Linked DNA regions of Mus musculus: all the other regions are linked to region 1. The links are chromatin loops, found by intact Hi-C in ENCODE. Cell type or tissue: left cerebral cortex. All regions are shown on one strand. Region 1 holds the start of A430005L14Rik (RIKEN cDNA A430005L14 gene). Region 2 holds the start of Lrrc47 (leucine rich repeat containing 47). Region 3 holds the start of Trp73 (transformation related protein 73).

Evidence for each region. Hi-C counts contacts between places; a loop is a spot of excess contacts. Peaks named below come from ENCODE experiments on the same cell type or tissue, not always from the same donor. Only the 100,000 strongest peaks of a DNase experiment are listed, where the experiment ranks them.
Region 2: a loop joins it to region 1, with 2.5 times the contacts of the local background. A loop is called at or near these places in 5 of 42 quality-filtered maps.
Region 3: it touches region 1 in a loop (2.1-fold over the local background); 4 of 42 quality-filtered maps call a loop at or near these places.

What each region holds. Positions count from the first base shown.
Region 1 is chr4:153,953,738-153,961,737 of GRCm38, reverse strand. It overlaps A430005L14Rik (RIKEN cDNA A430005L14 gene), which reads right to left and starts at 4,501. Exons shown (of 4, transcript NM_175287.4): 1 at 4,416-4,501; 2 at 1,876-1,989; 3 at 746-1,207; 4 at 1-248. The coding sequence starts at 4,430. The coding sequence ends at 147. In left cerebral cortex, a CTCF peak has its summit at 4,802 (motif pointing left); DNase peaks (open chromatin) are centred at 1,939, 4,065 and 4,594; H3K4me3 peaks cover 1,542 bases; H3K27ac peaks cover 1,091 bases.
Region 2 is chr4:154,007,373-154,015,372 of GRCm38, reverse strand. Lrrc47 (leucine rich repeat containing 47) reads right to left here and starts at 3,570. Exons shown (of 7, transcript NM_201226.1): 1 at 2,937-3,570. The coding sequence starts at 3,557. It overlaps Gm31566 (a long non-coding RNA gene), which reads left to right and starts at 4,112. Exons shown (of 8, transcript XR_391010.4): 1 at 4,112-4,978. It also overlaps a transcript of Cep104 not described here. In left cerebral cortex, a CTCF peak has its summit at 3,649; DNase peaks (open chromatin) are centred at 2,792, 3,662, 7,021 and 7,311; H3K4me3 peaks cover 2,285 bases; H3K27ac peaks cover 2,080 bases.
Region 3 is chr4:154,138,359-154,146,358 of GRCm38, reverse strand. Trp73 (transformation related protein 73) reads left to right here and starts at 6,484. Exons shown (of 14, transcript NM_011642.4): 1 at 6,484-6,536. Wrap73 (WD repeat containing, antisense to Trp73) reads right to left here and starts at 3,987. Exons shown (of 12, transcript NM_021499.2): 1 at 3,846-3,987; 2 at 964-1,116. The coding sequence starts at 3,914. In left cerebral cortex, CTCF peaks have their summits at 1,406 (motif pointing right) and 3,988; DNase peaks (open chromatin) are centred at 3,439, 4,037 and 4,801; H3K4me3 peaks cover 2,250 bases; H3K27ac peaks cover 615 bases.

The sequences.
Region 1 (8,000 bases):
TTTCCACTGCCCAGCCCCCTGTGCCAGCATGGTGCGCCTGGGCGTCTGTGCCAGCCAGTGACACTGATGTCCACCTTGTTCTCAGAGCGTGTTCTCTGAAAGATGCCATACAGAATCTTGACACCGGCTGCAAGGCGCCCGCAGCTCTACCCCTCAGCGTCATCCTCGTCATCTTTGGCTCTGAAGTGCATTTTTCTGAATTCTCTTCTGCTCATGGAAGGATAAGATGAAGAGGCTGGTGGCAGATCCTTAGAGGGGAAGAAAGCATGACTTCAGTCTTAAGTGAGATTGCCAGGGCATCCACATTCATACTTGGCCAGTCCGCTCCGGCTCTGCAAAGCAGGCCTGTTACAGACCCAGGAAATCTGTCTAGGCACAGGTCCCTTGGTAAGAAAGATGCTATACTCCAAACAAGAGATGACAACAGACATGGTCACATGTTCATGAAATCATAGATCTGAATTCCTAACCTTGTGTGAGGTCCAAGACACAGAGGGGGGGCTGAAGCCAGGGACGCTACCTTCTCAGCCTTTCCATCTGAGCTGCTTCCCAGCTTGTGAGCCTGTGTGTGTGTGTATGTGTGTATGTGGGTTACACACCATAGTTCATTTTTTCCCCTTGCATTAACATGATCAATTATGTTCACCTTGGTTTCGTGTACCATGGGTACACAATAGAGTGGGAGCAGGGAGCTGCAGTCTGGTGCCCAGGCACTGCAGGAGAGGCAGGAGGAGGCAACACTCACCTGCATAAGCTCGACATTCCCGAAGAAGCGACTCACAGGCATGGGCTGGTTGCTGTCATCATCTAGAAAGATGCTGCTGTCCATCTGAAGCACGGATGCCCGCACCTCCTCTGTCCTGGGCACAGGCTCTGCCTGTCCGGCAGAGCTGTCATCGGGCTCCTGGGCTGCAGCGGCACTGCTGGGTTCTGTGGACAGGCCATTCTCAGCCTTTACTGAGGGTTCCTCACTCGCAGGCGTGGAGCAGCCCTGAGGCGGCTCTCTGCTCTCTGGTACAGAGACAGCAGCCTCAGCACTGTCCTCCGCAAACTTATTTTCACAAGGAGCCACGGGGGCCACTTTTGGCAAAGAAGAAATGTCACTCTTAGGGTCAAGTTTTTGTAATTCTGCCTTCACAAGGTGACCTTTGTCATACTTGAACTTTTTGGAAGTTCGTCTGTCCGTAGCTTTGTGTGATGAGGAAGCCTGCCAAGAAAGAAAAATGTAAGAGAAAATCAGACCCATTAGCAGAGGCACAGGGCTCACAGTCCCAGAGGCTCCCATTCCTCCGCCAGAGACACCCGTGCCTAAGCCACTGGTCCCAGTCTGTTCTGCTGCTAAGGGGCAGAGCAGATCAGAGGCCAAGGAGGACTCCAGAGCACCGCTCCAGCAAGCTGCTTTCCCAGGCCTTGCTTTCCTAAAGTGCATGGTTGCTTACTTTAAAATCATCATAGGAACAAGCAAGAAAGCTTAGAGCATGAAGGTGCCTGCCGCCAAACTCATAAGCACCAACATAGGGATGAGGTTCCCCGACTAGGCAGCTGCAGTGGGACGTGCAGCAGACCATGAGTCCGTGCCTTGTGCCTGACTATTCCCTCTGCTTCAGGAGTGAAGCGGGTAAAAGACTCACACAGCTGGGCAAAGCCGTGCCTTAGTGCCTGGGTCACTAGCACACTTACACACACACACACGTATGGTGCACAAAGGTCAGAAGATCAGCTGTATGGCAAAGCACACGCCTCTGTGACAACAGTGACAGCACTGCCACAGCCTCTGGAACGTCTCCCAAGCTATACATAGCAGCAGCTTCTATTTCATACAACACATCTTAGAGTGACAACTTTAGCCTTGGTGTTCTTGGTAATGAGGCTCACCAGACATGTTGTTTTAGCAGATGTGGAGCTGGTAACGTCCCTGGCAGAGGCCAAGCTGGCTGAAGAGTAACTCCGGGCCCGAAGGCGTGCTGAGGACCGCACTCCACCTGTAAGCTAGACAAGAGTAAAGCTCAGAGAGCATGCTTATGGCGGAATGCCAGCCCAGAGCTGTTGTGGGTCCTCCACTTGGTGCCTGAGCTACCCATGGTCCTTCACCTACAAGCAAAGACGGCTATGCCCCAAGCTGGTTTGACCCAACTGTCCACTTAGGCACAGGGTTGAGCATCAGACGACTCAGTGGAAAAGGGAGCTGGTCACAAGGACTGAAAGGGTGTGCTCAGCTGCTAGGACCCAAACAGTGCAAGGAAAGAACTGTAAGCTGTCCTCTGACCTCCATGTGTGCTGTGGTACGTATGTTTCCAAGACCCAGCAGAACTGAGTGGACACACAAACTCATACCAATGTGTTCCAAATAAGGGTACACATTCTTTCTTGGAAGGCTCTCAAACTCTGTTTTGTTTTGGTTTTTTGGGACAGGGTTTCTCTGTATAGCCCTGGCACTCACTCTGTAGACCAGGCTGGCCTCAAATTCAGAAATCTTCCTGTCTCCGCCTCCCAAGTGCTGGGATTAAAGGCATGTGCCACCACTGCCTGACGGCTCTCAAATTATCTGGTGTCAAAGCCCATGACAATAGTAACACAAACACAAACACCAGCTCCTGCACTCATATCTCTACCCTACCCTAGTCCCAGGTCTTACATGATGATGATGTTGTTGCTGTTCTGGGATAACCTACTATGTGCTAGGCAGACTCTACTGCTGTGCTAAGGGCCTCGCCCACCTTTATTTACGTTTTATTTTTAGTATGGGGTCTTATGTGTCCCAGGCTGGCCTCTTATCTTGCTGTGAAGCTAATGAGAACCTTGCCCTCCTGAAACTGCCCGTGTTTCCCAAGTGCTGGGATTACAAATGTGAGCTTCACACCTGGCTTACGCTGCTCTGCTCGGGAGTTTCATGCACTCCCAGCCCCACCTCTGCCTGCCTGCCTGTCTTTTTCTTTTTTGTCAATTTCATTAAGTTACTCTGCTAGGTCTTGAATATAAAATACATCTGTCTTAGCCTCCCGAGTGCTGGGGTCACAGCCTGTTGCCATCACACACAACTGTGTCACATATCTTATTGCCCCAGCTGACCTAGAACTTCCTAGGTAGCCTAGGCTGGCCTTAACTCACACACCAGCACACATACATGTAAGGGACAACCAGAAAGTAGAAAAAGCAGAAAAAAGTATTTGAAGACAGAATGGTTGAAAGCCTCCTGTTCGTTGAAAACAATAACCTGTGACTGGGAAGTTTGTGACACAGGAGGGAGAGGATAATAAACACATGGCCAGGCCACCTCCCGGGGCAGTTCTCATCCTGGAGGTACCAGTAAAAAACAACTGCTTATTCTGCAGAAACAGTATGTGAACCACGGTGAGATCACTACCTGCACGAAACAAAATGCCAGCTAAGAAAATCCATACCCAGAAAACCTGTCCTCTAAGATGAAGGTGAGAATAAAGGAATTTCCAGATGCAAATGGGTGTGTGTGTGGAGGGGGGAGGGGGTGTTGCTTTAGAACCACCGGGAGTTCTAGCTGAAGCTAAGGACCCAATCAGTAATCCAGGTACAAAGGGCACCCTCGACCCCCAAGGAAAGTCCCTAACATAAAATTATCTTAAACATACTTCTCTGAACAGGCAAAAGAGGCACGTGCTAGCAACAGGCAGGAACAAACAAAGGGGGAGGGTCCGAGGGGCCCTTGCTGGCCTGAGGAAGTGGCTGCAAAGGGTAAAGTAAGGATTGCAAGGCTGCACTGTCAACAGACAGCTAACGGAAAGTGGGAGAGAACCTCACAAGAGTTAGACCCTTCTGTGTCTCACTGGAACCGAGGCGCGCAAAGAAGTAAAAAACACAGCGGGGAACTATTAAACCTTAATAAAGTCTCCTTATGCAAGGGAGGGGCAGCAACCATGACCACTGACACGGGGAACAGTTATTGTCAGCCTCGCTACACACAAACGTCTGCGCAACGCAAGAGGCAGGGACGTCAGCCTGGACTTTGGCTAGCGGTGCAGGGCAGACACACTTCAGGCTAAGGGACTCACTGTCCCTGCCATGCTCGTTCGGCCAGAGACCCTTTGCAGCCGGGGTTTAGGTCCCAGTCACCCTAGCTCCCGTCCCACTGCCCGCCCTCAGCCCAGGTTACACACGACACAGGGGCTTGGCTGAGCTCGCTCGGCTGCAGCACGCCCATCTGTGGGCAGTGCGAGAGGCCAGGAAGCCCGGGCAGTAGCCCGCACGGCCGAGGGCAAAGCTCGGGTCCCGGTGGCCCTCACCCCGGGGAGCGAGCCTGGAGCCCCGCGCCTGGGGCGGGTGGAGGTGCCTGGAGTGCGGGTTCCCCTCCCAGGGGCGGGGCTCGAGGCGCCCGCCCCCCGCCGGCTCCCCTGGGAGAGTGCGGCTCGGCGGCGCGCACCCCGCCTGCGGGGGCCCCTCACCTTCCTGCTCCTCATGAGTGAGCGCCCCGGCCTAACGCTCCTCCGCCAAGTCTCAATCGCGCGGCTCTGAGCGCGCGCGCGGCGTCTGATGTCATCGCCACGTCACCAATCAGGGGCCGGCGTCTCCAGGTCACGTGCTCTCCGCGTGCAGAGCGGGCAGCGCGCGCCTCCCCGACGGACGGCGAGCCGCGGGCGGAGCGCCGGAAGCTGGGCAAGGTTCCCGCCACGCTGGGAAAGGGACGTCTCCTTCGCGCGGAGGCCCGCCCGTTTTGGCCGCCATGTTTGGGAAGGGCACATCCCTGGGACCCCCGTCGCCGCCATGTTTGAGAAGGGCGGCTGCCTTGCTGCAGGCCTGTGCTCTCGGGTCTCAGGCCACCTTCAGCTCGGGTTCCCCTTCACCCCGAGGGAGGCGTTAGACCGGCCTAGCTCTGCCATCTGCCGGCACCTCACAGTCCACGTGTGAACTCTATGGTGGGAAGAGAGAGGAGACTCTTGCTACGTATCCTCTGACAATTACTGACACTCCCGAGTTACTCCCCATCTCAATAAATATAATAACAAATTGTTAGCATTCTGTCTAAACTCCACCCACAATATGCTCCTCCCCACAGTTAACTGGCCTGACCCACTTTTATAGGGGCTGCTTGTCCCCTCCTCCCTCTCTTAGTCTTGCTTCCCTCTTGCTTCTCTTCCTTGCTCTTGCTCTCCCCTTCCCCATTCCCTTCCCTTTCCACTCTCTCCAAGTGCTCATAGCCATGGCTGGCCTCTACTTCTCTACTCTCTCCCTCTCTCTGCCTTTCTCTGCCTCAATTACCCTCTTAACTCCTGTCTACCTTGAATAAACTCTATTCTATACTATACCATCGTGTGGCTGCTCCCTCAGGAGGAAGGGATGCCTCAGCATGGGCCCGCTGAGACATTCCCTTCCTCTAAACCTCACCACACCCCTATAGGACATATTCTTTCTGTCTTTATCTTTTTATAAACACATCAATAATAATGATGATAAATATTATAATTAGCTTCAAATACACATGAAACCTTTGGCCTCAGCCTCTGGTCCTGCTGGACAGCCTGGACAGGTAACCCTGGTCGCAGAACTCACAAAATGAACCAGACAGACATCACTGTTTTGACATCTTAAGGGTGAGACCAGAGAGTAAACTGCTCTAGGGTTTGGTTTCCCTTACATCCTGGAAGTCCTTGTCCTCTGCTCTGCCTGACCAGCTCTCTCCAAGCCCACTCCTCTCTCTCTCCAAGCCTGCTCCTCTCTCCAAGCCCACTCCTCTCTTCAGTGCAATAAAAAGGAGACAAGCATGTAAAGATACCGTCTGCACTGCAGAGCTGCACAGGCTCCTCTGTCTTTAGAAAAGCCCCTCTAAGTATTACAGATGGATGGATCAGGCTGCTGGGAGATTAGGCTTTGGGCAGGGAGCCAAGCACCTTGCCGCTTCAGCATGCTGGTGCCCTCTGCTCACCTTCCTGGTTGGTGTTCCCTCCTCCTCAGCCTCATGCATCTTTACCGTTACTTCTCACGACACTTGGAAGGGGACTGGCAGATGTGTGACTGGCAGGAAATCCATTGGAAAGGAAATTAATATAATCGCAGCCAGCCATTAAAAACCAGCATGCGCCGTGACACAAGGAACCTGCCAGGTCGTCACTGTGGTTAATTCTAAGCAAGGACAGTGATTTCTCTCTGTTGTTCAGTGTGCTCAGGAGCAGCCAGTTCCTGCTTCTATCGGGTTTTGGGGTTGGTGTCTGTCAGGAGACGTACTGCTTCACGGCTAACACCCCCAAAGCCTCATGGCCTTGGTTTGCTTTGATTCTATTTAAAATTTACCTTATTTTACTTTACTGTTAAGTGTGTTTTGCCTGCATCTGTGTTTGCACCACGTTTGTGCCTGAAGTTCTTGGAGGTCATAAGATGGCTCTGGGTTCCCTGGGATTGGAGTTATGGATGTGTGCTAGCCACATGTGGGTGCTGGGAACCGAATCCATGTTCTCTGCAATAGAAACGAGTAGGAACAAGTTCTCCCACTGAACATGGCTATACTGTCTTGTTTCCTCGCTCGCAGATAGGATGAGAATGATGTTCCTCAGTTGCTTCCCTGGGTGATCCTGACTTTGTACTCCTATCAGGCACATCTAGCCAGCACTCTGGACTGGAGAGCTCATCTGGACCACCTTCCCTCTGGCCTGGTCACTGAAGATGTATGCCAGGATGGATCTCTGCCCAGGAGCTGGCTGGAGCTCTTCTGATTCCCTCATTGCTTCCAGAATCAAGACCAATATTAAGGATGAGGCCTTTGAGGTCCTGTCAGGCACCCACAGTAGGCCCTGGGTGGGGCCTTGCTGACTCTACGAGGGACTCTCCCTTGCTGCCTGCCATGTCTTCTTAAGGCAGGATGCAAAGGCAGAGGGGAGTACGGGGACATTAGAAGGAAGAGGAGCCCCTTGGAGTCTGAAGCCTCTTGACAGCGAGAAAGGGAACCCAGTACTGCACACATTTCCTGTGATAGCTGGTGACAGTGTAATGGTTTGTATATGCTCAGCCCAGAGAGTGGCACTATTAGGAGGTGTGGTCCTGTTGGAGTAGGTGTGTCACTGTGAGAGTGGGCTTTGAGACCTTCATCTTAGCTGCCTGGAAGACAGCATACTGATAGCTGCTTTAGGAACAAGAGGTGGAACTCTTAGCTCCTCCTGCACCCTGCCTGCCTGGACACTGCCATGCTCCTCCCTGGATGATAATGGACTGAACCTCTGACCTGTAAGCCAGCCCCAATTAAATGTTGTCCTTATAAGAGTTACCTTGGTCATGGTGTGTTTTCACAGCAGTAAAACCCTAACTAAGACACACAGATTTAATGTTCCCTTCGTATATGATACCTTGTGTTAAATTATCAATAAATCAAGCTGAAGGCCTGGGTTTGCATGACCTTAGGAAGGGTTTTATTCCTTTTCCTGTTTTTGTATGTTTGCTGTTTGTTTGTTTTTCGAGACAGGGTTTCTCTGTGTAGCCCTGGTTGTCCTGGAACTCACTCTGTAGACCAGGCTGGTCTTGAACTCAGAAATCTGCCTGCCTCTGCCTCCCAAGTGCTGGGATTAAAGGCGTGTACCACCACTGCCTGGCTTGTTTGTTTGTTTGTTTGTTTGTTTTTGATTTGGTAGAGTCTATGAAGTCAATTTAATTTGTTTACAGTAAAGACAGTCTACTACTCTGCTTATCTCTGACCTAGAGTTTTACCGTATTAATAAGTCTCATCAGAGGCCCCTCGGGAACCACCTCTAATCTTACTTCAGTTCCCTAGGAACTCCTTAAAGACAATAGCTACAAACCCTATCATGCCAGGCCTGTATATAATTATTAAAAGATAATGAGACTCTCAGAGAAGTTTGCCCGATTCTCTCTCTAATCCTGGTTCTTTCTCTCCACTTTTGAACTTAAAATCTATATCTAAAATGTCTTTTTTAATACATATCAATTCTGATTCATACTGGCTTGCTGTGAAATATTTTTCTGCTTCAAAGTCAAAGATAAGTTTTGCCTTAGTCAAGGGGGGTAGACAAGCATAGGGAATAGCT
Region 2 (8,000 bases), 54 kb before region 1:
ACAGGCTCCCCAAATGGTGTCCAGCTATCGCTTCAATGTAATGACAAAAAAGAGCGATACCAACAAACCCTGTCCCCACACCAAGCATGACATCACCAGGGGTACATGGCCCCATTGCTGTCTTTCATAAGATGAGGGTGGACTGGAAAGAGGTAGTAGTGTTCATACCACACACACAATGCCCAGGGGTCTGTGGGAAAGAGCTCCCTGCCGCTAGACAAATGTGCTGCTTTCAACGCAGTGGAAGGGTGTGCAGCCCTATAACCATAAACATCCCTTTCTCAGGTGGTGGGGACTCTGGTCTGCTTTATTTTTTGCTCTTATATCGAGCACCGCTCTGGAGGAACCAGGGAGAGGTCTACAGCGACCACAGGTGACACCTCTGCTCTCAGACACAATCTGTGGCAGTTGAGTCCTAGGAACCTGGGTGTGGAACGAGGATGGCCGTACAGGCCTGACTGCTATGACACACGTCTCTCTGGATGGTGCAGCTGCTCAGCCTCTACCTCTGAAGCAAGTGAGAAGGAATCAAGCCATCAGGCTACTTGGTGTGGAGAAGACACAGGACACAGGGGCTCTGTCCATACCACCAAGGTATAGCAGGAATTCAGGAGGCAGAGGACAACTATAAAAGCTAAAGGAGAAAAGCATGAAAAGGAGGGACCCGGCCCTTGTGGGGAAGAGGCCAGATAACAGCAATGCCTGATAGGTGAATGCAAGGCAGGTTACCCTGCAGGGGAGTCACCAGGAGCAAGCTCATCAGGTGTCTCGGTGTGCTGACTCTCACTGCGACCTGCCACATAAAGTTGGACTGGCATTTTCTATGGTGCAGTCATCAGCCTCAGATGAGTCTGGGTCTCAGATCTGTACCCCATGCCACGCCCAACACCAGGTCTTCACAGATCCACTTCCACTGGAGGCAGAGCCTACCCTTTCAGGACCTATCTGGTTCCCAAGTAACTACTCTGAGGACCACTGTGACATTATCAGGAACCAAGTAAGGGGGGGCGGTGTCTGAGCCAGACTAGCAAACTTTCTTCCCAACCCTGTGAGGTCACCAGCCCAGAGGACCTAGCTCTCCAAAAGCATGACCGATGACATGGGCCTTATTTGACAGTAGGTCTGCAACAGCCTGTCTGTAATTCTGTGGATTCTGAGCTTCTGTACTCCCTTGAAGGACTTCTGTGAAAATGCCCTCCCTTGACTACAGTGGGATCAAAACACACTTGTCAAACACTGGGTTGAATGACATGCTTCTGCTCCCACTGTTAAGATGCAATCTACTGAAGACCTGGGGGAGAAATACGCAGAAGGGGGCAGCGGTGGGGCTGAGCCTCAGAAAGAGCCCTTAGGGAGGGGATCTTCCAGGGATACCATCTGACAAGGGCGGGTCAGAGCAGGAAGCAACAATCCCAATGCCAGTTGAGCATCTCCCTGGGGCCCTGTGAGGACAGCAGCAAAGGTGAAGAGTGAGTCGAAGAGAGGCAGGTGGGTCTTGCCACACAGAGACACAGGGTGAAGCGTCCTGGTGAGAAAGGTGATGCTTGCCCATGTTTACCCAGCCCTCAGTGCCTAGAGCGGCAACCTTGTCATGGGAGTGGGGCCAGGGTCCAAGGTGTGATGGGCAAGCACAGACGTGAAGCCTTTTGGGCCCTCCGGGGGGAGGGGGGGAGAGGCAATACCACCAAAAGGTGAAGCAGGGCGGATGTGCCAGCCTCCTCCCAGTGCCCACGGGACTGCTGTGCTTGGCCGGCTGTATGCCTTGCAGGGTATATACGCTCAACACCTTACATCAGAACTTCCAGGAGAACACAAACCCCAGCCAGTACAGTGACAACCAGGGCTGCCTCTGCTGGGAAAGGGATCACAGCATGGTGGTGAGGGCCAAGTGAGACACATGCAAGGGGCTTCAGTCTCAGAAACCACAGCACGTCAATGGCTGATACAAAGACATGCACCATATTGAACAGTCATCAGCCTTCTGGCAAACCAATATATCTACTACATAGGAAGGCAGAACAGTGTACAGCCTGTGTCATACCCAAGCCATGGGGACACCTGTAACATAGAGGGCCAAGGTACCTCAGGGAGTATCATCTTGTAGACTCGCTGGCCTATCTCTCCACACCCCCACCCCGAGAAAGCAAGAGCGAGAGCGAGGAGGGAGGGACAGGTGTCTTAATTAAACACACACACACACACACACACACACACACACACACGAATACTAGCAAGGTGAGCTCTGATCTCTCAAGAGCAAATTTCCTTGCCAATCCATCATTAGGAAAGGGCTGCATAAACTCAAGGATGAGAAGACACACAGGCTGGCGCTACCAAGAATACAAAGGGTAGGGGGTGTGATGGAGGGGGTGTGGTAGGGGAACTGACATGGCCAGATGACAGGACTGGACTGTGGAGATCCTAGAGTGGAGTCAGGTCAGGTTGTGGCTTTGCATCTTCTGCCTTCTCACCCCTCACTCAACACACAATGAGCACCTGGTGGGCGTCAGGCACAACGGGAGCCTGGGACCACAAAGAAGCCAATCTCTTACACAAGGCAGCCCCGAAGAAAACTCTAGGTGTGCTGTTGGCTTTGGGTAAGCACTTCGGCTCTCTATAAAACGGAAGCCATGATCCCGCCCACTGAAGGCTGTTGTTATGCGTGATTTTGTGCCTTGTCTGGACGCTCCGCCATTTGGAAACCCAATCAGTTACGCACACGCACACACGCGCGCCACACCTGGCTCTCTGCTCTTGAATTTCTTCCCACATGAGAAGTCTAACATTGATAGCAACTTTTAAACTGCCACACGTCCAGAGACCTCTGAGCTCGCAGGTCTGAGAACTGAGAGGAGACGGACCGGTTGCGGGGGCAAAGACATCCTCCAAGGAGGGACAGCAGGGCGCGCGTCTCCCTCCCCTCGGGTCCCACTGACCTTGAGCGAGGCAAGATGCGCGATGTCTGGGCTGAGCTCCCGCAGGCAGTTGTCGGCAGCTGCCAGCTCACTGAGCAGGGGCAGAGCTCCTGGCCGGAAGAGCTCGGGGGGAAAGGCGTCCAGGCGGTTGCCGGTGAGATTGAGGCTCTGCAGGCGAGGGGCGCAGCGCGCCAGGTCGGCGGGCAGCTCGCGCAGGCGGTTGCCGCTGAGGTTGAGGCTCTGCAGCTGCGGTAGTCCGGGGGGCTCGGCGGGGCCCAGGCCCTCGCCGGGCGGCAGCGTCTCCAACGCGTTGCCGGACAGGTCGAGGACGCGCAGCGCGGGCAGCGGCCCCAGCTCGGGGCTCAGGCCCGGCCCCAGCGCGTTGCGCCGCAGCACCAGGCTGTGCAGCTGCGGGAGGCCCTGCGCGAGGCCGGGCCCCGGCGCGCGCAGGCTGCCGCAGCCGCTCACCTCCAGGTAGTGCAGCAGCGGCAGCGTGAAGAGCCGCGGCGGAAGCCGCCCGCCCGCCGCCTTCACCCGCTCCTCCAGCCCGGGCCCGGTCAGCAGCAGCTCGCGCCGCCGCTCGCGCTCGGCCAGCTCCAGCTCCGGCCAGGCCTCGGACACGGCCATCGCCGCCGCCGCCATCGCGCCGCCCGTGCGCCGCTTCCGGAGTGCGGCGCCACACTTCCGGCGGGAGCCGGAAATGACCATAGAGAGAACACGCGCTCGCCAGAGAGTCTGGACGCAAGGGGTTTGTGGGACGGGTGTGTGGGGCGGCTCTGTTTTTAGCCTCAGCTTCACACTGGCTGTGTAGTGTGGCTGCGTGGAGTCCCACAGGTTAGGTGGTCACCTTTCCCACCCCCCAGATACCAACTAAAGACACGATTATTCTGGGGTTGTAGCTTAGTTAGTAGAGCGCTTGTTTGGCATACATGAAGCTCTGTTTGATTCCCAGCACAGTGTAAATGGGGCATGGTGGTGCACACACCTGTCATCCCAAGCGCTCAGCTGGTCGAGGGTTAAGGTTAAGGAAGGAATTCACTAGCCGGGCAGTGGTGCCTTTAATCCCAGCACTTGGGAGGCAGAGGCAAGTGGATTTCTGAGGCCAGCCTGGTCTACAGAGTGAGTTCCAGGACAGCCAGGGCTATACTGAGAAGCCCTGTCTCGAAAAACAAAACAAAACAAAACACAAACAAAGGAGCTTGACTTTATAGCAAGTTTGAGGTCAACCTGGGCGACTGAGACCATATTTAAAAAATAATAAAACAGGCAACAAGAAAGATTTAATTAATATGGTATACTGGAACAAGGGGGAAAAAAAGATAAAGGGCTCCAGAGCGCCCCCGTCCCCAGGTTTGTCTTCAAGGTACATAAGCCTTGGGACAGGCAACAAGAGGTAGTCCAGTTGGTAGAAACATGTCAGCCTAAGGCTCAATCCCCAGTACTGGGGGTTGGAGCAGTCCCGGGCCAGGGTGTGATCCAACCACCTTATGTTTTGGTTTTGTAAGGTAGTCGCAGAGGTTGAAGTTGTTTTATCTTCGGTCTTCCTTAGAAGACAGAGCTAACACGTTTCCATAGGTACTAATTAATGCTCCAGGATGAGGCCCTGTGGTTAGAAGTAATGGGCCAGGACAAACTCACTGCATTGCAACTGGAATGCACTTGGCATTAAGATAGTATAGAAGGCAGGCACATCTGTGGAGCCTGGATTATGATTAATAATCTTATTTGTGGCTTGCTAGGAACTATGCAGGAAAACCCAGCCAGGGTGACTGGGGGCAGGAGACACTTGTGGTGCTTATGGCTCAGGATGGCTGCAGTTATGTAGAGCATAACCCATGCAAATAGGAAGGCCCCACACACCATCACGGGTCTTTAAAAGAGAAGCAGGAGAGAAGGGAGCAGAAAGATGAACAGTGACAGCTTCAGACTGGAGTTGCTACAGAGACAGCCACAGAGATTTGGAAAAGACAAGCAAATGGATTCTCCGCCAGGAAGGAATGGACCTCATGCGTGTCTTAGCCTACGAAGACCTGTACCAGACCTCGGCGCAACAGGACTGTAAGGTGAAGCCTTTGTGGTGTGGGAAGCCAGTGGGAACTAACTTGCCAAGGCAGCATTGGGAAGTGCTGTTGTATATTCAGAAGCAATTATACTCTCCCCATCTTGGGTTTTAGACTGGGCTGAAGGTGTGGTGTTTGCTCTTTTACTAACTGTTCCTGAAGTGAACTGAGTGTAAGAGGTCTCTGGAAGACACGACGTCTTTGTTGACTTTACCTTGAAAGTCTCCCCCCACCCCTTTTTGGTCAGAGCCCTCTATGTGATCTTTGGTCAGAGCTCTTCCAGTACTTGTAGCTTGAGAAGACACAAGGTGTTGTGTGAATTCATTCTCCGGGATGAATTCGGTGTTCTGTACATACCTAAGCATCTTTCAGCTTCTTGGCAGTAAACAACTTATTCTGGCAGAACTGTGAAATGCGGCCCTTGCCCAGCAGCTGGAGAAACCCAGGATTCAGTTATCTTACTGAGTGAATTCTCCGTTCTGCTCATGGATAATAAGCTCATTTTAAACACTATTTTAGAGACCTGCTCTCCCAAGCCTTTCTCTCTCCTCAGCAAAAGCAAGGGCAGAACTACTCTTACCAATGACCACCCCCTTTCCAGGTAGGGCTGCATGTAGCCCAAGCTAGCCTGTAATTCACTTATCGCCAAATGATGCCTTGGACCCTGAGATCCCTAACATGCTGGGAGATCATCAATCCTAGGGTTTTGTGCACACCGGGAAGGCAAGCTGCCAGTTGAGCCCCATCTCCAGCCCTATAATTGCTTTTTAATTACAACTGTGAGTTGCGCATAGGGGTGCTTGCCTTTAATTCCAGCACTGGGCGGCAGAGGTGGGTGGATCTCTGAGTTCAGGGCCAGTGTGGTTTACACCATGAGCTCCACGACAGCCAGGGCTGCATAGTTAGATCTGCAGGGCTGGAGAGACGGCTTAGTGGTTAAGAAGAGCGCTTGTTGCTCTTGCGGTGGACCTGGGTTCAACTCCCAGTGCTTACATGGTACCTCCTAACCACCTATAACTCCAGTCCCAGAGGATCTGATGCCCTCTTCTGACCTCCAGGGGCACCAGGCACACATGTGGTGCAAAGCACACATATAAAGAATATAATAAAAAAAAAGTGTATGTAGAAACTGTGGTGGCAACTCTGAAATTTTGGTTTCTTAAAAAAAAACACACACACACACACATAGAGAAATAGTATTAAGAATATGGTTTTGTTCCAGTCCCAGGTGTGGGGACATGGGGCTGCTTCAGATTGTCTGCAGCAGCTGACTATCATTTGCCTCGTGATCTAGCAGAGGTGTGGTTTTGCCAGCTGCAGATAGTTTCTGCGATTGTGTGACATTTGGAATTCTGGGGACTTTTCAGAGGGTGTATAAATGCTAGGGGCCTGGAGAAAATGGGGTGAGTGGTTGCTGGTCATTCAAGGGGGCTGGCTGCAGTTTGTTAGGAGTCATGCTCAAAGAAGAAACAAGAAAGAGATTAGACTCAGGGCTCTCTCTCTCTCTCTCCTCTCTCTCTCTCTCTCTCAAACACACACATCCTTCTATCCACTCTCTCCTATCTAGTGAAGGAAACGAGACTGGGGGGATAAAGGGCGAAAAGAGGACAAGCCCACAACGTAGCAAAGCCAGGCTAAAGATGGGTAATAAAAGTGACATGACACTGAACGCTCTTTACTGTATTAGTGTACTCAAGGCAAATTAGCACATAAACCCTCAAACAGCAACAATAAAAATATATTATTCTATACCTGAAATAAAGACAAATAGAAAACTATGTTAAAACATTAAAAAGTTGCAAATTTTCATTAAAGGTATTTACATCTGTATTCTAGTATTAGATATGACACAATTCTTTTAAATTAAATAGAATCTTTTATGAAAATAATATAAATAAATATTAAATATCCACACTGTAGCATACGTGAAGCTCTGAGGAGTGTTCCACTTAGATATTGTGAGTGGCTGGGGGTGCGCAGCTCCTTCCCTGAATCAAGCAGTGAGGTGGAGCTTGGTGGCTGCCAGTACTGCCAGTCACCTCTGCAGAAACTCATGATTCTGTAATAGGCAAAACACGAGAGCTAAAAACGAAGGATTCTTTTTTGTACTGTTTTAATTTTGAGCCAGAGTCTCACTCTGTAGCCCAGGCTTCCTTTGAACCTCTGGTGAGCTTCTAACTTCAGCCTCCCAAGTGCTCGGAGTACAGGTGTGAGCCACCAGGTCAGGCTAAAAATGAAGGGCTTTACAGTATCTCAAGGTTACAACACACAGAAGCCTTTCCAGGCATCACCCTCTGTTCTGGTTCTGAGGTTTGCTTTGCATTATTGTCTGTACTTAAGGCAGGCAGAAGACAATGGCAGCACCTCTGGCCTGAAGGACCACCTTATTATCCCTTGGCGCCCTGCCCGTGCTTTGCTCTTAGTCATGCCCACTCTCTGACCGGCTCCTCCTCCCCACAGATCCTGTTCCACTTGACTCTAAGTCAAGCACAGTAGAAGCTGTTTACCAAAAGCAGGGCTGAGTCCCTGGGGTTGATACTCAGGGTGCTTGCTGCTCGGGCACATGGACACTTTTATGGATTCTGTTTCACATGGTTGGGAATTTTAAAGAAATATGCCCTAATTTTATAATACTTATTTTCTCAATCCTACACATGTCAAAGGGACAGCAGGAAAACCTCAGGAAGTAGGAACAGTGCAGGCCCTGAGTGGGCCCATCCTTCAGTGACAGGAGGAACGAGGACATGGGTGTTTCCAGGCGGGTGAGCTGCTGACAGCTGTGTCCTGAGGTCTGTCACTGTTCAGTGAAGCACTTGTGAGTGGGCACTATGAAGGACTTGGGAATATGGGTTCAGTTATGTCACAGGACGTGACAGAACTGATTCGGAGGCTCTGGGCCAGCAAGGTGTGTACGACTTGTCTTTGTGGGCTAGGCAGATGTGGAAGGTGTTCATTTTGTCATAAAGAAAACTGAGGCTTGCAGGTGGGCTGTGGTCAGGCGTGCATAGGATAACCAGGGAACATC
Region 3 (8,000 bases), 180 kb before region 1:
CTGCAGTGCACCTTTGAAGGGTCTGCTCATGTGCCCATCCCTGTGACCTCATTAGTTAGGCTTAGTGAATACTGGAACACGGCCTTCTAGAACCTTCTAGAACTTCCTAGAACCCTGTCCAAGTTGTTCCACTGCCATTGCAAATACCTCCCGCTCAGAAAAATCATGCTCGGGGCTGGTGAGATGGCTCAGTGGGTAAGAGCACCCAACTGTTCTTCTGAAGGTCCGGAGTTCAAATCCCAGCAACCACATGGTGGCTCACAACCATCTGTAACGAGATCTGACGCCCTCTTCTGGAGTGTCTGAAGACAGCTACAGTGTACTTACATATAACCAATAAATAAATCTTTAAAAAAAAAAAAAAAAGAAAAATCATGCTCAAAGACTGAGAACAATTTACTGTTTTGGTGGTGTTTGTTTGTTTTTCCACATCAAAAGTGTTTGGATTAAACTATTAGAGAGCATTACATTTTAAAAGAAAGCATATCTGGGGGCTGGAGAGATGCCTCAGCAGCCGAGAGCACTGACTGCTCTTCCTGATGACCCCGTTCAATTCCCAGCCCCCGTACTGCAGCTCACAGCTATCGGTAACTCTGAGACCTGACACCATCACACAGAAATGCATACAGATAAAACACCAATGCACATAAAATAAATAAATTACACATAAGAAAAGAAGGCAACCTTGAGTCTCATTGCATTTCCCCCTAAACCTGAAAGAAGGGTGCAAACACCTGGACTCCTTCCTAGTCACACTCCTGGAAACGTTTCCTAATTCTAACTCTGCTACAGAAACAGCGCCAGACCAGTTAGTTACACATGAGACACACTTATGTGAGTCTTATGTATATGTGGCATGTGCCTGCCTACACACATCATATATGTAAGTGGCACATGCCTGTTCAAGGCCCACAGACATGTAGCACCCATCTATACACTCTACTAATACATGGTGGTACAAACCTGCACAAGCCCCCGCCTGTACATGGCACACAGGATGAAGAGGGAGTCTGCAGACCACTCTATGTGCTGGATCTGGTCCAGGCATGTGTACAACTGAAGGATCTGAAGGGTCGTCACATCCCGGATCACTAATCGGTACTGGACACAGGAAGCCTAAAAAGTGAGGCAGACAGCACGGGATAGCATCTCTTCTACAGCAGGGAGCCTTGCCTCAATGGCCAGCTCCTCCCCTCCTGTTCGACACACTTAGCTTCATGTGGACCAAAACTTATGGGTCTCATTGCAAAATGAGTTAGAAAAAGATAAAAGGTGGAGCATTCAAAAGTTTAAAAGTTCCACACAGTATATATTAACCAAATTATCATACTCTAACCCACAAATTTGTACAAGTAAATTTTTTTAAAGATTTATTTATTATTATATAGTAAGTACACTGTAGCTGTCTTCAGATGCACCAGAAGAGGGCATCAGATCTCATTACGGGTGGTTGTGAGCCACCAAGTGGTTGCGGGGATTTGAACTCAGGACCTTTGGGTGAGCAGTCAGTGCTCTTACCCGCTGAGCCATCTGTACAAGTAAATTTAAAGATGGGGGTGGTGCACTCCTTTAATCCCAGCACTCAGAAGTCAGAGGTGGGCAGATCCCTGAGTTTGAGGCCAGCCTCCCTCTACTGAGTGAGTTCCAGGACAGCTGGGGCTACACAGAGAAACTGTCTCAAAAAGCCTGTGTGTGTGTGTGTGTGTGTGTGTGTGTGTGTATTTTTTTACTACTTGGGAGTGATGGTGCACACTTGTAATCACTGTACTAGGGAGGTGCTCAACTACTTTCTGAGTCTGAGGCCAGCTTTGCATATTATGCCATTGTCTAAAAGCCAAAAACTTGCACTTGCCTCAGAAACAGGTTTGGATGCACAGAAGCCACATAAAACTGTGTTAATCCTAAAAACTGTTTAAAATCCTAGTTTCTATGAGGAGGCAGAGGGGAGGCAGAGGGGAGGCTGAGGCAGGTACATGTGGGCCAGCTAGCCTGCTTTATGCAGTGAAGAGCAAGAGACCTTGTCTCAAACAAGGTGGAAGGTAAGGAATAACACTGGGGGTTGTCCTCTGCCCTCTACACGTGTGTTGTAGCATCTCTCTGTTTCTATCTCTGTCTCTCTGTCTCTGTCTCTGTCTCTCTCTCTCTCTCACTCACACACACACACACACACACACAGACTCTTTTTTTTTTAATGAAGCCACATTTGTCTTCTGTGGAAAGAGAGCAAGAGGGCAAGTGCAGATCAGAAGGAGGACCTATCAAAGGGCTTGTGTTCTCACATTAGAGTTTGGTGAGCAGTAACCTGTTACAATGGATTCCTTAGGAATCACTTAAGACACCAACACTGGAAACATGGACTCGCTCTGCTCAGGATTTAGGACAAAACTTGAAAGAAACAATTATTAAGAGCTCCACGATATTTTGATGAGCGGCAAGCACAAATATCAGCTAACCCAAATGCAACTTCTTTGCTGTTCACTGAGACTTTCAGAACCGTAAAGCAACCTTAGTCTCTGGAGGCACTTGGAAAAAGGTAAAATGTATCAATGTGTGCGAGGCTGATGGTCTCCTCCCACCTTTACGTGGGTTCCCGAGCCGGAGCTCAAGTCCTCGGGCTTGCATGGCAGTACCTTTCCCTGCTAAGCAGGTCCTACCCTGACACTTCCTACATTGTTAGGATGATGTGTATAAGGAGGGTAAAGGATGTCTCAAAAGCCTGGACAAACACAGCAGGGGTGTGAACTGAGAATCAAGACAGCCAGGCATGGTGGCATGCTCCGTTAATCCCAGCACTCAGGAGACAAGGGGCAGATCTTTGAGTTCAAGGCCAACCTGGTCAGAGCTACAGAGAAACCCTGTCAATCAGTCAATCAATCAATCAATGGTATCAGTCAGTTAAAAAGAGAATGATAGATTAATCAAAGAAAACTTGTTAAAAATTAGGATTGCATTTGTATGTGAGAAGGGTCAGGCACTAGTTACGGCTTATGTGGAGGCCAGAGGACAACATGCAGGAGACAGTTCTCTCCTTCCATTAAGTGGGTCCTAGAGCTGGGACTCAGGTCATCAGGTTTGGTGGCAGGTACCGTTACTAGCCAAGCTACCCGACTGGCACGGAACCACAGTTTTTTAAAATAAGACTTGAGTTTTCCCTGATGGCTTCCTAACGTCAGCCTTCTACAAATGCACAATGGTCATGTTGGCGTACCTTGAAACACCCATCTGAACACTATTCTGCCACCCAAAGAATAGACAGCTAACATCCAACCCTGGCAATGAAAGCTAGTTATTTAAACCATTTGCTTATGACGAGTTTCACAAAGGAGGGCCCCGTTTAACCAGCTCGCTCACAGAAAACATACAAAATAGCAATGAGCTGCCATCCCCTGTGCCCTCAAATGTGTGAAAGCAGAGTCATCTTATCCAACTTTGATGAAGGGAAACTGGAGCCGGGAGCCTGGCACCCACCCAGCCCTGGCCACCTGCTCCAAGACCTCCTTCCTAACCCTGACCACCTGCCAGAATAGCAACCCCAACTCCATCCCCACTCTGCTCCACGTCCTCTTTCTCCACCCTGGTCACCTGCCAGGATCCCCCAGCCTGGCTGGCCTGGATCCCTCTTCGGCTTCAGGTTCGTTCTCTCTAATCATCTGGTTCTCCCTCATCTGGGCTGAAACCCCTCTGCCTGCCTCCCTCTCCCACCTCCCACCCCGCCCCCTAAGTCCAGCCTGAGTCCCCGCGGCCGCCCGGCTCGGGCCCCCTTCCCGCCCCCCTTCGGCCCGCCCCGGCCCCGTGCACAAGTCGCGCGCCCACACTTAGGTTCCGCCCAGCGCGCCGCAGCTCACCAGGTACTTGCCGTCCGGGGAGAACCTGCAGAGCAGGCCCGAGAGCTTGAATGACTCCGAGAAGTTCATGGCCACGGCCAGCCCGGGCCAGCCCGGCTCCGAAGTACCTCCCGCAACCGCCCCAGGCAGCGGCCGGAAGTACAGGGGCGGAAGCGAGCAGCAGCCAATGGGAGCCTCAAGCGGCCGCGCGGCATTGTGGGGCGGGAAGTCCGAGTTTGAGTCTTAAAGGGGCTGAGCGCCTTTGCGCTATAGCGGATCTCCCTGCAAATCCCGAAACGGAAGGCTGAATTCTGACTTCAGATAAATCACAAAATAAATATGTTCCCAAAAGTTACCCGGGGCATACTTAGACTAAAAGACTCCCTTATCTGAAATTCAGGTTGTAACTAGACCTCTGTACTTGTGAACATACATTTATTTACATGTAAATGCGTATTTATGTGTAAGTATATAGTCGTATTTCGATACACCTCTTTAGTAGATAACAAATTTTTTGTTACAGGAGCTGAGAGTGCGGTTCTATTGGCAAAATGATTGCTTAGCATATATGAAACCCAGGTTTTGGTCCGCAGCATCGCATAAACCCCGCACGATGGTTTGCATTAAAAAAAAAAAAAAAATCCTACACCTGAAACCAGAGACGCAGATGTTCAGGGCATCCTTCGCTACCTATAGAGTTGGAGGCTATGCAGGGCTGCGTGAGACCCTTTCTCAAACAGAACAAAGCAAAGTATTTTCCACGTATAAGTATAAATATAGGTTTGCTTTGAGGTTTTCCTGAGAGCGACCACCTGCAGCGTGACCTCGTGACGTTCAAGTGCTTCTCAGGTCTGTGGCGGAACGAATTCGAAGGCATGTGGATCTCGTGGGTCGCCTCACCTTTTTGGAGGTTCTAGTTAGAGTGTGGACTTGATTCAGAGGTGTGGCTCGGTACCCGGGACGGCAGCCTCGGTGGGCACGTAGAATACAGCACCAACTGGACTTCAGACCAGGATCGCTCCCCAAAGCGCTCTGCTCCCTCCCTCGCGCAGCACCCCGCGTCCTGTGCCCCACAAGGCTCCCCATTCCGGTGTCATTCGGGAGGTTGGATGTTCCTGTCTGCACCCAAAGCTTCAGAGGATCACTTAAGGCTCAGCCACTGCCTTTGGAGCTAAGTTCCGAATTCTGAAAGACCGGAATCTAGTATTGCTCGGTCCAGCTCATAGCTCCCAGTCTCTTCCGCACCGCTGCATCTAATTTCCACGAATGAATGAATGAATGAATGAATGAATGAATGAATGGCGGTGCTTGCACCATTCGGAGAGGATCTGCAGAGTGCGCGGCCAGCGTCCTGGCATTTTCTGTTCCCAACCAGTCCCAAACTCTTGCTTGGTATTCATCTTTGTCTCTAATCTGCAGCTCGCAAATAATTACTCCTCGTAGCTATTGGCCTAACACCAGGTCAGGCTTTCGAGTTCGAGAGAGATTCGGTCTGCTCCAACCCACCTCCCTTGCAACGCCACTAGCTGCACTAAAGCGACTTCCAGGGCATGTGGGAACACCTTGGGCAAGGACCACTCTGCAGTGCCACTAAGGGGTCCCACAAGGACCCAACTCCTTCTGTGCGCCAGACTACGGGTCTGCGTGGTAGATGAGGGCACCGGAGACCGCTCACTTGCCCAGAGGGGAGATGGCGGGTGGTGAAGAAGACTTCTTGAGCCAGAGAAGAGTCCCCTGACTAACTCCGAGCCGCTCTATGTGCACAGTTTGTGGGCATCCGTTGGGCATCGCCTAGCACACCAATCCAAGGAAAGACTCTGATACCCTGGGCTAGGAAACCCGGACTGCAGGCCGTGGCCCCCGGGGTGTGTAGGTATCAGGAGGCGCAACTTCTGGCTGGACTTTGAAGAGTCCAACCCAGAGGGTCTGCGCTCGACCCTCTTTCCAGGCGGGCTGTGGTCTCTGCCAGGCAAATCGAGGGGGGCTTCGAGCCGTTCTCAGAGACGGAACCCCGCTGGTGCTGGCCGAACGACAACGGTTCTCCTCCGGGGCTTTCAATGTTCAGTTTCAGTCGGTCCTCTCGGTTTTCTCAGGCCGGGGCGAGCCCTGGAAGAGGCGCAGCCACCCCGCTGAGGGCACTCCTGAGCCCCTGGGTTGCAGGCTTAGGACAGTAAGGGCAGCGAGGGGGATCGGGGTAGATGGGCATCTGGGGAGAAGGCGGAGGAGAGAGTCAGAGGGAGTACAGGGCGTCGGGCGCCCTGTGTCCACCCCCTCGGCGCCTGCGCACCCTTCCTGGCGCCCTGAGCCCCGCCAAAGGTCGCGGTCCGGTCCCGCTTCGACCAAGACTCCGGCTACCAGCTTGCGGGCCCCGCGGAGGAGGAGACCCCGCTGGGGCTAGCTGGGCGACGCGCGCCAAGCGGCGGCGGGAAGGAGGCGGGAGGAGCGGGGCCCAGACCCCGACTCGGGCAGAGCCAGCTGGGGAGGCGGGGCGCGCGTGGGAGCCAGGGGCCCGGGTGGCCGGCCCTCCTCCCGCCACGGCTGAGTGCCCGCGCTGCCTTCCCGCCGGTCCGCCAAGAAAGGCGCTAAGCCTGCGGCAGTCCCCTCGCCGCCGCCTCCCTGCTCCGCACCCTTATAACCCGCCGTCCCGCATCCAGGCGAGGAGGCAACGCTGCAGCCCAGCCCTCGCCGACGCCGACGCCCGGCCCGGAGCAGGTAGGCAGCTCTGGGACCCGAGCTAGGGCCAGGTATTTCGCACGAGGCTCCGAGGCTGGAGTTCGGGTGTGCGGCTGCCCGGGTGCTAGCCGAGTGAACGGCCCCAGGGACTCCGCGTCAGTGGCAGGAGGGGCCGGCCGGAGTGAGGCTAGGAGTAGAAGCAGTTGGCACCTCGGCAACCCATGGACCTGCCTCCTGCCCACACTGTCCACTACAGGTGGCAAGGAGTCGCCATACCCGGAGATTCTGGGGCTCGGGTCTGGTAATAGGGGAAGTTGGGAGGTGCGTGGGTATCCTACCTCACAAGGAATGCAAATCCCCACCTCTGTAAGGCAGAAGGCCTTTCAGGTCCCGCTATGGAAGCAGACTAAGAGAGAGGAAAGCCAACTAGAGCCCAACCTCTATGCTGGTCCCAAGGTGTGGGGTCCTGGTGGGTTACTGCTGTTCTGTGATGAGTTTACTGTGGTGCCTCACCAGCCTCCCTAGTCTTCCAGGTAGAGAACCCGGGCAGCCCACACTCTCTCCTGCTCCACTGGGCAGCTGTCACCTTCTCACTCTTGAGAGATGAGAACATCTGTAGGCACCTATCCACATACACACCCGTATGTGTGCGTGGGCGGGGGCGGGGGGGTGGTGGTGTCAGGAAAAAAGCTCTGACTTCTGAGCCCCAAGACACTTGGTTCCCTGTATGTGCTGAGGTCTGTTAATTAATTAAGTGGGCACTTGGGACCTGGGTCGTAACAATATTTGGGGGAAGGTTGTTGTTGTTTTTCTTCATTTAAAAGTTAAATTGTGTCTGTGTGAGTCGTGCACGGGTCAGAGGACATCTTTAGGAGTCGATTCCCATTTTCCATTTTATCAGTCTCAAAGATTTACTCAAGTGGCCAGGATAGGCAGCAAGCACCTCTACCTGCTGAGCTCCACTGCCTCGGATTGGTTTTCGTGGTCGTTGTTTGTGTTGCTGTTTAGCTCTAGAAAAAAAACTCAACAGAGACAAAATGTATCCTGAATCCTTGGTGTGTTGCAAACGCTGTCCCGGCCCCCCACCCGCCCCCATCCTTTGATTTATTCAATAAAAATGTAAAACATTACTTTGTGAACAAAAGATAAGTATTTAACATTTTCTCATCCATGACTGTATAGATTGTGTATGCAGTTTTGAAAATCAGGTAATCGGTTTCAAAGGTGTTGCATACCCACTAACTAGTCTTGAGCTACTGGCGGGCCTATGGGAGCCTGCCTATCAAGCACAGGTAACTAACGACAGGATGCTGAGCAATGTTGTCCTTCTAGCGATGGCTCTGTGGAACAGGCAGGGCTTGCCCATTCTGATGGCCACCCTGTGTGACAACATTCTGGATTAGAAGTCAGATGCTGAGTTCAAATACTCTCTGTGCCCTGGGACCTTGAGCAAGTTACTTAAATCCTCAGAACCTCAGTTTACCCATCTTCGAAATGGAGTCA